3 separate regions of the Mus musculus genome follow, and regions 1 and 3 are each linked to region 2. A link is a contact called in ENCODE Hi-C or POLR2A ChIA-PET data. All regions are on one chromosome and are shown on one strand. Each heading gives the region's core, a stretch centred on a gene start or an enhancer-like site at or near the end of the contact. The rest is flanking DNA. Distances are from core to core; before and after follow the strand shown. Region 1 holds the start of Adk (adenosine kinase). Region 2 holds the start of Kat6b (K(lysine) acetyltransferase 6B). Region 3 overlaps Adk (adenosine kinase).

The links. A loop is a pair of places that touch in the nucleus more often than their neighbours do. ChIA-PET counts read pairs that join two places held with the same protein, here RNA polymerase II (POLR2A).
Region 1: a map of heart shows a loop between it and region 2 (2.9-fold over the local background). The contact joins the promoter of Adk here to the promoter of Kat6b in region 2. A Hi-C loop is called at or near these places in 1 of 37 maps with a recorded cell type or tissue (heart). POLR2A ChIA-PET finds 5 or more read pairs at or near these places in 3 of 5 experiments (all embryonic stem cell).
Region 3: a map of left cerebral cortex shows a loop between it and region 2 (3-fold over the local background). The contact joins the enhancer-like site here to the promoter of Kat6b in region 2. A Hi-C loop is called at or near these places in 13 of 37 maps with a recorded cell type or tissue (Patski, adrenal gland, gastrocnemius and 3 more).

What each region holds. Positions count from the first base shown.
Region 1 is chr14:21,050,706-21,053,971 of GRCm38, reverse strand. It overlaps Adk (adenosine kinase), which reads right to left and starts at 1,398. Exons shown (of 11, transcript NM_134079.4): 1 at 1,272-1,398. The coding sequence starts at 1,333. Ap3m1 (adaptor-related protein complex 3, mu 1 subunit) reads left to right here and starts at 1,530. Exons shown (of 9, transcript NM_018829.4): 1 at 1,530-1,832.
Region 2 is chr14:21,498,103-21,501,159 of GRCm38, reverse strand. Kat6b (K(lysine) acetyltransferase 6B) reads right to left here and starts at 1,375. Exons shown (of 17, transcript NM_017479.3): 1 at 1,200-1,375.
Region 3 is chr14:21,148,797-21,151,828 of GRCm38, reverse strand. The region is part of intron 3 of Adk (adenosine kinase); the gene reads right to left. Among named protein-coding and RNA genes, the nearest start is that of Adk, 98 kb to the right of the region's middle. Within about 2 kb of position 1,393, at least 1 of the 3 ENCODE cell types and tissues checked has a DNase peak (open chromatin) inside an H3K27ac peak, as active enhancers do; it is left cerebral cortex, where a contact is called at or near this core.

The sequences.
Region 1 (3,266 bases), core at 149-2,648, 450 kb after region 2:
TTATACCGTTACTTCAGATGGTAAGCACTGTTAAAATGGATCATCATAATATATAAAGTATCATTTTTATTAAAAGAAAATCTAAGGAGACAGTATGCGTTTATTCAGTGGGCGGGGCCAGAGGACAACAGAAGAACAGAATAGGTTCACTCCGTCCACCACGTGTGTCCTGGAGTCTGACTGAACTCAGGTCATCCGACTTGGCAGCAAATGCCCTTATCTGCTGAGCCATCTCACTGACCCAGATAATCTAAAATTTAAAATAAAACATCCTCAGTTTTTTGGTTGTTTTTTTTTTAATGTTTTACGTTTGTGGTATTAGACATGCACAATAACCTTCTAAGAATAATAGGCACTAAATAAACCCACTAAAAGGGACCTGCTCAGACCCATTCCACCAAGAACATGATTTGGGACCCCCCAACTTTCCTTTTCAGTTGTGAATCAATTCTCCTTTTGAACATGGAAAAAATATGTTGAAATAAATGGAATTTGCCTTGTATAATCAGTAACAGGCCCACGGTTTTAAATCAGTTTGATGCGTCTATTTTTAGGTAGCAAAATCACTGCCTTCCAATGAGCACTTCAAAGTCATCAGACACTGAGCGCGCTGGACTTTATACTTATTAGGAAGAAATTTTTTTTAAAAAAACGAACGGCTTTTTGTAAATGAAAGTTGCAACATCAATTGTGCGTCAGGTGTTGGGAGAGAGAGCTCTCCGCTCCTGCCAAATATGCAAAGGGGAAAAAAAGAAAAACAAACAAAAACTTTCCTAACCTAAGCCTGAGGTTGCTTGGGGGTCCCATGAAGGGGGTCTCCAAAGATGATTTCAGAAAGCTGACGGAAAACTCAAAACGCTCTTCTGCAACGCCTTCTGAAGAATTCCAAGAATGTTATCTTTTACCAGGGTCCAGGAGGCGCCGGGCGCCTTCCCGCTAAATACCCTAGGAAAGGATGCAGCTCCAGATAGGTCCTTTGGGGTCGCGCTAGCGCGGCCCGCGAAGACAAGCACGTGGCGCCAGAGGAAGGCTCGGCCCCCGGGCCAGCAGCTCTGATTGGTCAGTGGCTGCCAGGGCCGAGAATGCACCTGAGCAGAGTCCAGAACAAGAGGGCACTGAGGGGAACAGCAGCTACGCGGGCAACTCCCCGAGCTGCAGGTCCAGCGCGTTGGCCCCACGAACGCAGCCACCAACCAGCTGCGCCAGCCCACGTGGGCCTTGGCTCACTGCGAGTGCCATCTCCCTCCTCCCCCACGTAGGGCAGCTCTCACCTCAGCGCTTGTGGCGCTTCCACCTTGAGCTTTTTGGGCTTGGGCTCGTCCGCAGCTGCCATCTTCACACTCTCACCGTAGTTTGGCTCTGCCGCGCGTCCCGCCCCTCAGTCCGGTGGCCCCGCCCCTCAGCTCGTCACCGCCCCCTTTCCACTAAGCCCCGCCTCTCCAAGCTCCGCCCAATCCGTGACTCTAGTCCATAACCATTGGCTCTACGCGCTTCCCTACAGGACCTCGATTACTACGGTAAGGGACCCCAAACGGAGTTAGGCTGCGGGTGAGCGCCTGCGCTCAGGGAGTGCCAACCTCCCCGTTCCTTCAGCCCCTGAGTAATGTGGAAGAGTCAGATCTTCAACCTCTGTAGACACCGAGCCTCTCACTGAACGCCGTTCCGCTCGTTGTGTCTATCTAGTCCAGCCGACCTCCTTGGTGCCTCTGCGGCTGCTAGTCAGGCAATCTGCTGGGCACTCCGAGCGCGGGGTCCTCGCGGCATTCTCTGCTGCTTCAGCTGCGGTGCAGAGAGGACCCGGCACCGAATCACTGAGTCGCCCAGGTGTCGGGGTGAGTGTGAGGGCGGGGAGTCTCCGGGCTGGAGACCTCTCCAAAGCCGGGGAGTAGACCGCATAGCTCCGGCTCGGGACTCTAGCCTGGGCTCCAGGAGCGTCCCCGCTGCTGTGCACCGGGGCCGCGCCTGCCCGGCACGTCCGGGCTTTCTAGCCAGCTGGGCCGGAAGGGAGCGGTGCACCTGCCACGTAGGGTTCTCGGACCCTGGACCCCAGGCACGGGAAATGTCATCTATAGTGAGGTGCAGTACCGACGACTTGAATTTGTAGGACCCCAGGTTTGGCCTTGGAGGGCAAGTCCCCTGAAGAAGCTAAGAACGCTCTCTTTATAGGGTGGCGCCTGCGTGAGCTGGCCTGGGATGGGGAAACAGTGAGTAGGGTGTTGCAGCTTCTCAGGAGACAGGTGACAGGGCTGTAAACTAAGAAGGTGGCCTGGAGAATGGAAACATAATGAGGGGTGGGCTGATTGGATGCAGTGGATTTGTTTGATATTGAAGCTTTAACTTCCTAGTTGAGAAGTTGAGTCACTGTAAAAATCCGGCGTTCTCGCGGGGAAAGAATTTTTTTTTTTTTTTTTTGGTGGCATTTGGGATTTTGACTTGAAAACACATTACACAGAAGAAAAGGAATTTTCTGCAGGCAAATATATAAATCCTTCCTCTGTATTGAAAGAAGAAAACGTGCCCCCCTTTTGAGAGAGTCCCACTGCTATTATCGTCTGTTTCTCAGTGTCTTCCTGGTTTTTAAACATTTTTTTTTTACATTTATTTGTTTGTTGTATGTGTGTTGCATGCCACAATATACATGTAGAATTCAGAGACCAACTTCTGGGCCACAATTCTCTCCTTCCACCATGAGGGTCTTAGTGCTCAAACTCAGGTCCTTAGGCTTGCTAGCAGACACCTTTTTTGATGAGCCATCTCAGTCTCCTTATCTTTGTTTTACCTACTTGCTGCTTTTAGCTAAGAACCACACTGCTATGCCGTTGCCAACATCCTACTGAGTTATCACTAAAATTACTTTAACCAACATCACCCATCACATCAAATATGACAATCATATATTCTCGGTATAGATTTAAAAAAAAAAGTCTTGGAGCTGGAGAGATGGCTTGTCAGTTAAGAGCACTAGATGCACTTTTGATGAACCAGGTTCAATTCCTGGCCCTCACACAGTGGCTGACAACTGTCTGTAACTCCAGTCCCACGGGGATCCTACTCCCCCTACTGGCCTTCTTGGGCACTGCACACTCAGTGTACAGATACATATGCAGACAGAGCACCCATACAAATACAATAAAAACTTAAAGAAAAAAAACAAAACTACTTGCGAATCAGAAAAGTTAACCCCCTTTTAATGCATAAGACATAGATATATTTTAAGTAGGCATGTGTTTTGGGGTTTTTTTTTTTTTTCTAATTTGTGTGGGAGA
Region 2 (3,057 bases), core at 126-2,625:
GAGGGTCCCAGGCCACCCCCCCGTCGGTCCCCCGCCCGCCTAGTCTCCTCCCCCTGGGAACGCGCGGGGTGGGTGACAGACCTGGCCGCGCGCCACCACCACCGCGCCTGCCGGGGGCGCTGAATCTGCCTGAGAAAGAAGCTACGGCTGCCGCCTGGAGGAGGTGCCGTAGCGCCCGCCACCGCTGCCGCCGCCGCCAGGGGTAGGAGCTAAGCCGCCGCCATTTTGTGTCCCCCTGTTGTTGTCGTTGACATGAATCCGACATGACACTGATTACAGCCCAATGGAGTCTCATTAAACCCAAGACGCGGCCCCGCCCCGGCGCCGTTCCATTGGACGAGAGCACGAACACTTAGGGCCAACCGTTGGCCTACGGGTCTGTCCGTCACCCGCTCGCTAAACACTCTGCCCCCCATTGGGGCAAGTTCCTGCCGGTCATCTCGCCTCCACATAGACACACCTCTCGACCCATCATTTCCCCCCCCCCACCTCCGGCACCACCCCGAGGGAGGGTCGACTGCCAGTACCAATCAACAGACCGCGGGGCCCGCCTTTTCCGGGCACCTATTGGTCCAGCCCTTTTTCTCTCTCACAGACACCGCGCCACCTCTACTTCCACCTACCCGCCCCCTCTACCTCTAGAAATGGATTGGATCTAGGCGCAGGAGAGGCGCTTGGCCTTATTGGCTGTACACGACGCCAATCAGAAGCCTTTTTTCCTCTCCCCTCCCCCACTCAACCCCAAAGCCCCTAGCCCGCAGCTAAAGTTTGTGTGAGAGCTGATCGCTGGCGGCGGCCGCAGGATTTAGGGGTGGGCGCAGGCGGGCGCGCGCGGGCGGGCACGCGAAGTTAAAATTCGAGGTTCTCAGTCGCCTGCTCCCGCCGAGGAGCGCGCGGACGGGCGCGCCGCCCGGAGCGTTCCATCCAGCCCCCTCCTCCACCCTCTCTCCTGTCCTGTCCCGGGCGACTACTCGCCCGCCCCCTGGCTTGCACCCTACCCCCTTCACATACCCCCTACCCTGCCAGCCTCAGGCCGGGTGCAGGCGGAACGATCTCACTGCAGCCTCTTCGCCATCCCATACGGAGGGGGAGCAAGCCCCCTACCCACCGGGTGTGCACCCCCGGCTCCGCACTCGCCCGTGTCTGCAAGCACGTGCACTATTCGCCGCTGCCTCCGGCCACCCCGGTCCCCGGCTAACCTCGCCTCCAGCCCGGCCAATCGCTTGCTGCCCTTTGTTGCTGCAGACCGGGTCTCCCCGCTGCCTTCCTCAGCCTCCGCCTCGTCCTTTGCCAGCCGCCCGGGTCCGCAGCGCCGCGCTCCCCCCGCCCGGGACCCACCGCCGCCGCCTCCTTCTCCTCCTCCGCCTCCTCCTCCTCGGCTCCGGGCTGCAGCGCACAGAGCCCGAGGCAGCGCCGCCCAGCCCCGCTCCCCCCGCGCCGCCCGCTAGCCCGCCTGGCCCGGCCGGGGGCGCAGCCCGGACCCCGCCCGCCCCAGTCTCCGCCCCGGGGGTACCTGCCTCCGCCCCGGGGGGCTCCGCTCACCGCCCTCAGGGGAGGGCGGGGATGCCGGTGTCCGAAAGGATGGGGACGCCTGGGCTGTTTTGGGGTGGGGAGTGTGTCCGCCAGGTCTGGGACTGAGGTGCGGTCTTCTTAAACGCGCCCCCCCTCCCGCCGCCGTGGGCCCCAAACTTCGTCCTTCTCCCGGGTCTTGTACCCTCGGGCGACCGCGGCAGTTTTGGGGTGGGGGATGCCTCAGGAGCTGTCTCTACCCTGATCAGGAGGAAGAGGGAGCAGTGACATTCAGCGACTGCGGACAGGCATCCTCGGGTGGGAGTGGGGATGTCAGACGCAGGCTGGAGAGGGAAGCTGCCCCTCAGGATGCCCTCTCCCGGCCTGCGGGAGAGGCTGGCGAGCTCGGAGCTGCGTTCTGGGTGCTTCCTGGACTGTGCAGCTGGATAACATTGGGGTTGGGCGGGGGGCGACCGCTGGGGGGCCCTTCCCTCGTCTCCAACCAGCGCTGTAAGGAAAGCTGATGGCGAAGTTCGGTTTTCCAGGCTTCCCCTGGGCCCCCGGAGTTCCTGAGGCCCATACGAGGGAGGCTGGGGGATCCTCTGGCCGCCCAGGCAAGGCTACTCTAAAGGTGCCCACATGCCTTGCAGCGCCCTCCGGACTCTGGAGAAAACGTCCTGCTCTTCCCAGAGTTGGGTGGGATGCTGGTAAGAGATACTTGAGAGTATGAGAAAGGTAGACTTGAGAAAAGGCTCCTCCTAACAGAGTTTGAACAGTTTCTCTTCCCAGACCTTTGGGAAGAAGGGAAACAAACCTATGTCCCTGGGAAAGCCAAGTTTCCCCGTGTGGTGGCCGGGGTGAAAAACCACCTGTTGCCTGAAGTTCTGTCCTTGAATCAGGACGTTCTTGGGGCCCCTGATGAGGAGATGTAGGATGTCAAAGAGCAGGAATTTCAGTCTCCCTGCCCTGAATGACTCATTTTCATGCCACTGCCACTCCTGCAGCAGAGTTCAACTCCCCGTTAGAAACTACTGTTCAACTATGTAGGTACTTTGTTAGACCCAATAATCTCAGTTCTTATCTTAGCAGCAGCAGCAGCCCTGTCACATGCAGACAGAAATGCACAAAGGCTACTCTGGTGTGCGAGCTTCCTCTGCTTCTGAGCTTGGCAGCAAGGTGAGGAAGAAGCCAGGACAAAAGGCAGAGGTGAATGAAAGATTAAAAAAAAAAGAGGGGAGAGCAGATTAAAAAAAAAAAAAGAGGGGAGAGCAGAAGACTTGTAACACTACACTCAGAACTGTCACCAGTTCCATTATAAACCTCTTTTATAGGTGTTTTATTACTTGGTTGTTAGTTTTTAAAACACAAACCTCTTTAGGTTAAATCCGGACACTCTCAGACTCAGCCCAAGGAAACGAAACAAGGTAAACTCAGCCACTGATCGGCTTGGCAACTTTTGAATTACATTACTGATGAAGCAAATGCCGCCCCCAACCCCACCCTCGTTGGGTTTTCTAAGTCTCTTCCTGTCTGTTTCAGTTAGGATCT
Region 3 (3,032 bases), core at 144-2,643, 350 kb after region 2:
ACAGGCAGACAGAGCAGGGTTCGAGGCCAGCCTGGTCTACAGAGCTAGTTCCAAGACAGCCAAGGCTACACAGAGAAACCCTATCTCAAAAAACCAAACCAAACCAACCAAACAAGTTATATTAGCAGATAACCTAATTAGAACAATTCTTTCATTCTGAAATAAATCTACTATAGTATCAATATATGTTTATATTTCGTTTATACTGTGGTTAGTCCTTAAATTATGGCTTGGTATAGAGAAAAGTATTAAAATATTTGGGTTATTAACTCTATGATCATCAACCACTAATATATTTGTTTTTAATTATTTTTCAGTTGATTCTTGGTGTTTGTAAATGATGTGTGGTGTTCATTCCTAGCCTACACATTGAGGCCAGATGAAAACTTTGTGGAGATGTTTTTCTCCTTGTACGATTTCATGGGTTCTAGGGATTAAACCTGGTCATCGGGTTTGCTTAGAAATCACCTTCACCTGCCTCTCTCTGCTGAGAAATCTCGCTGACCTCTTAGGTTGACACTGGTTTTACAAAACTGTAGTCAATTTAATAACATTGTAAATAATATTCCTTTTATTAGTATTTGCCGATCTCAGTCATCTTTATCTGAATCTCATTATCTAACTTAGAACTCTAAAAATCCAACCTGCTCACTGAGCTAAGAATATAAAAGCAGAAAAGGTAGTTCAGATTTAAAAATTGGGATTGCAGGACCTTAAGATTTCTAAATCTCCAGTATTACATATGTTGCTTTGTTCCAGATGGGAAAGATGAAATATGCAATCAGTGTGACATATGCGATACAAAGGTATATAAAATTAGACCCCACATCTCCCACATCCCTTGCTCCCTACACCTTAAAGAATCTTGACTAATAGAAAGCTCCTAAAATAAAAATGAAGTGATATAGGCATTTTTTTAACAAATGTTATTTGAAAACATTTCAATAACCACAATATGGACAACTACCATGAAGCTTTAGCCACTGCTGTTTACTGTATAAATAAAATAATTCCATAGAGCTTATGCTGGCTTTCGACTTGTCTACAACTAAAAAAACAGTCCACACAATGCTTTGTAGAAAATGCCTGACATCAGGGCTACTTTTTTTTTTTAATCAGCTGAAGACAATAATGAGCCAAATGCTTCTATATCCTTTAGTATATATTTTGCATATGGGCAATAAAATGTTACAAAACATTTTCCATTTTAAGCTTGTTATTTGGCATAAAATCTCCCACAGAGCTTAACTTATTATTATTATTTGCTACAGACTCTTCCTAAAAGCAAGAGCAGCCCATTTTCTCCAGATGACTCATTGACTAAAGGTACAGCCGAATGAAGTGTTCCAACTTGAAATACCAACAGCTAAATATAACCTTCCACACAACATTAGAAAACTCGATCTCTTTAGTCTAAAAGAGATCGTGAAGGGTCACTCTCCCCAAACCCAGGAAGCTCCTGAGGTGATCAGCAACAACAAGAAAAAACCAAACACCCGGGCCTTTAGGAAAAGAACTCAGAAAACTAAAATGCAAAATCTTCACAAGTCATAAAAACAAACAAAACAGTTGGCGTTTTCTTTTCATTCTTTAGGCAAATTGCTAATGCCATACGTAACCTTGTCAAAAAAATGCCAAATTTACAAAGCCATCCAAAGTGTAAACTTGAAAAGGTTTTGGCCATTACACAAGTGAAACCCAGTTATAGGTGCGTCACTTGAAGTTACCCTTCAGAAGAATAGGGAAATACTTAGTCTTATAAAAGGGTTATTTTTTTCTAGATGCCTATCTTGAATATAAATGTAGCATCTAACACTGACTATCGGAAGTACTGATAGTGTTTCAAGTGAGAAGAAAGCAAGCTAGCATGAGCCCATTACAGCAGGTGACACCTGAGCAGGGCATTCCAGCAGGTGACACCTGAGCAGGGCATTACAGCAGGTGACACCTGAGCATGGCAGGAACTGAGGAATGATGTTAATTTGCAACCGACATGGGGAAGCTGAGAAACAACTTCTGGCCACCTGAGTCCTTGGGTTTAGGACCATTAAGGCCCAGCCAAGCTCCTGTTCTTACATGAGTCCAGTTTGGAAACATCACTGAATTCCATTTGTAGTCAAGATTACTCTAGTTACACTTCCCGTCTCTTGGGTCTATGAATCCTAAACGCATGCAAAATATTATGCTAAGAAAGAACGAGGTGATTTTCCAGATGGTTACAGGAAGACATGGATTTTCAGGTATATTATGACATCATGTACTTCATCTTCCCCATCTCCAAATGAGAATTCTTTATGCCCCACCATGGGTACACTGTGCCTGCTTCTTTTGGAGAAGACATAGGCAGCTCATCCCCTCCCGAGCCTAGCTCCAGAAGATTGAAACACTCTTCTGGCTCTAGGACACACTGGACACATAACCACACAAAGAGACACACACACTAATGTTTAAATTAAAAAATAAAATCTAAGAAAGAAAAAAAAAATAGGAGGGGAGGCAGTCATCCAGAAAATATCAATGTCTGACATAATGTATTTCTAAATCAGATAAATTTTAAATGCAAACTGTTTTTATTTAAATTTTATAAAAAATAGATTCATATAACACATGAATTTACTTTTATAGTTTTGTTTTCCACTGAGTCAGTAATTCATTTGTCATTTACATACATAACTTAGTTAATAAGACATAGTGCCCACCTGGTTCTCCTATTTCTCGTTTCTTTATTTCTTGTTCTTCTGGCCTAACCTTTAAATGTAGATTTCCTTGACCCCTAGCTTGTCTCTTCTCACCTAGATCTATTTTGAATGACTGTATCCACACACTCCCATGTACAACTCCAGCAGTACTTACACTGAGGTTTAGGATAAAGGGTGACCTACACTGAAACCTCACCTCTTTGATACCCAGACAAGTGACTGTGAACAAATGCAGCGCCTCTTGTTTCTCATCTGAGAAGCTTACAAGAATCATAGCAGCAGCATTTGAAATGTATATAAAGAAAATATCTAAAAATAAATAAATAAATAAAA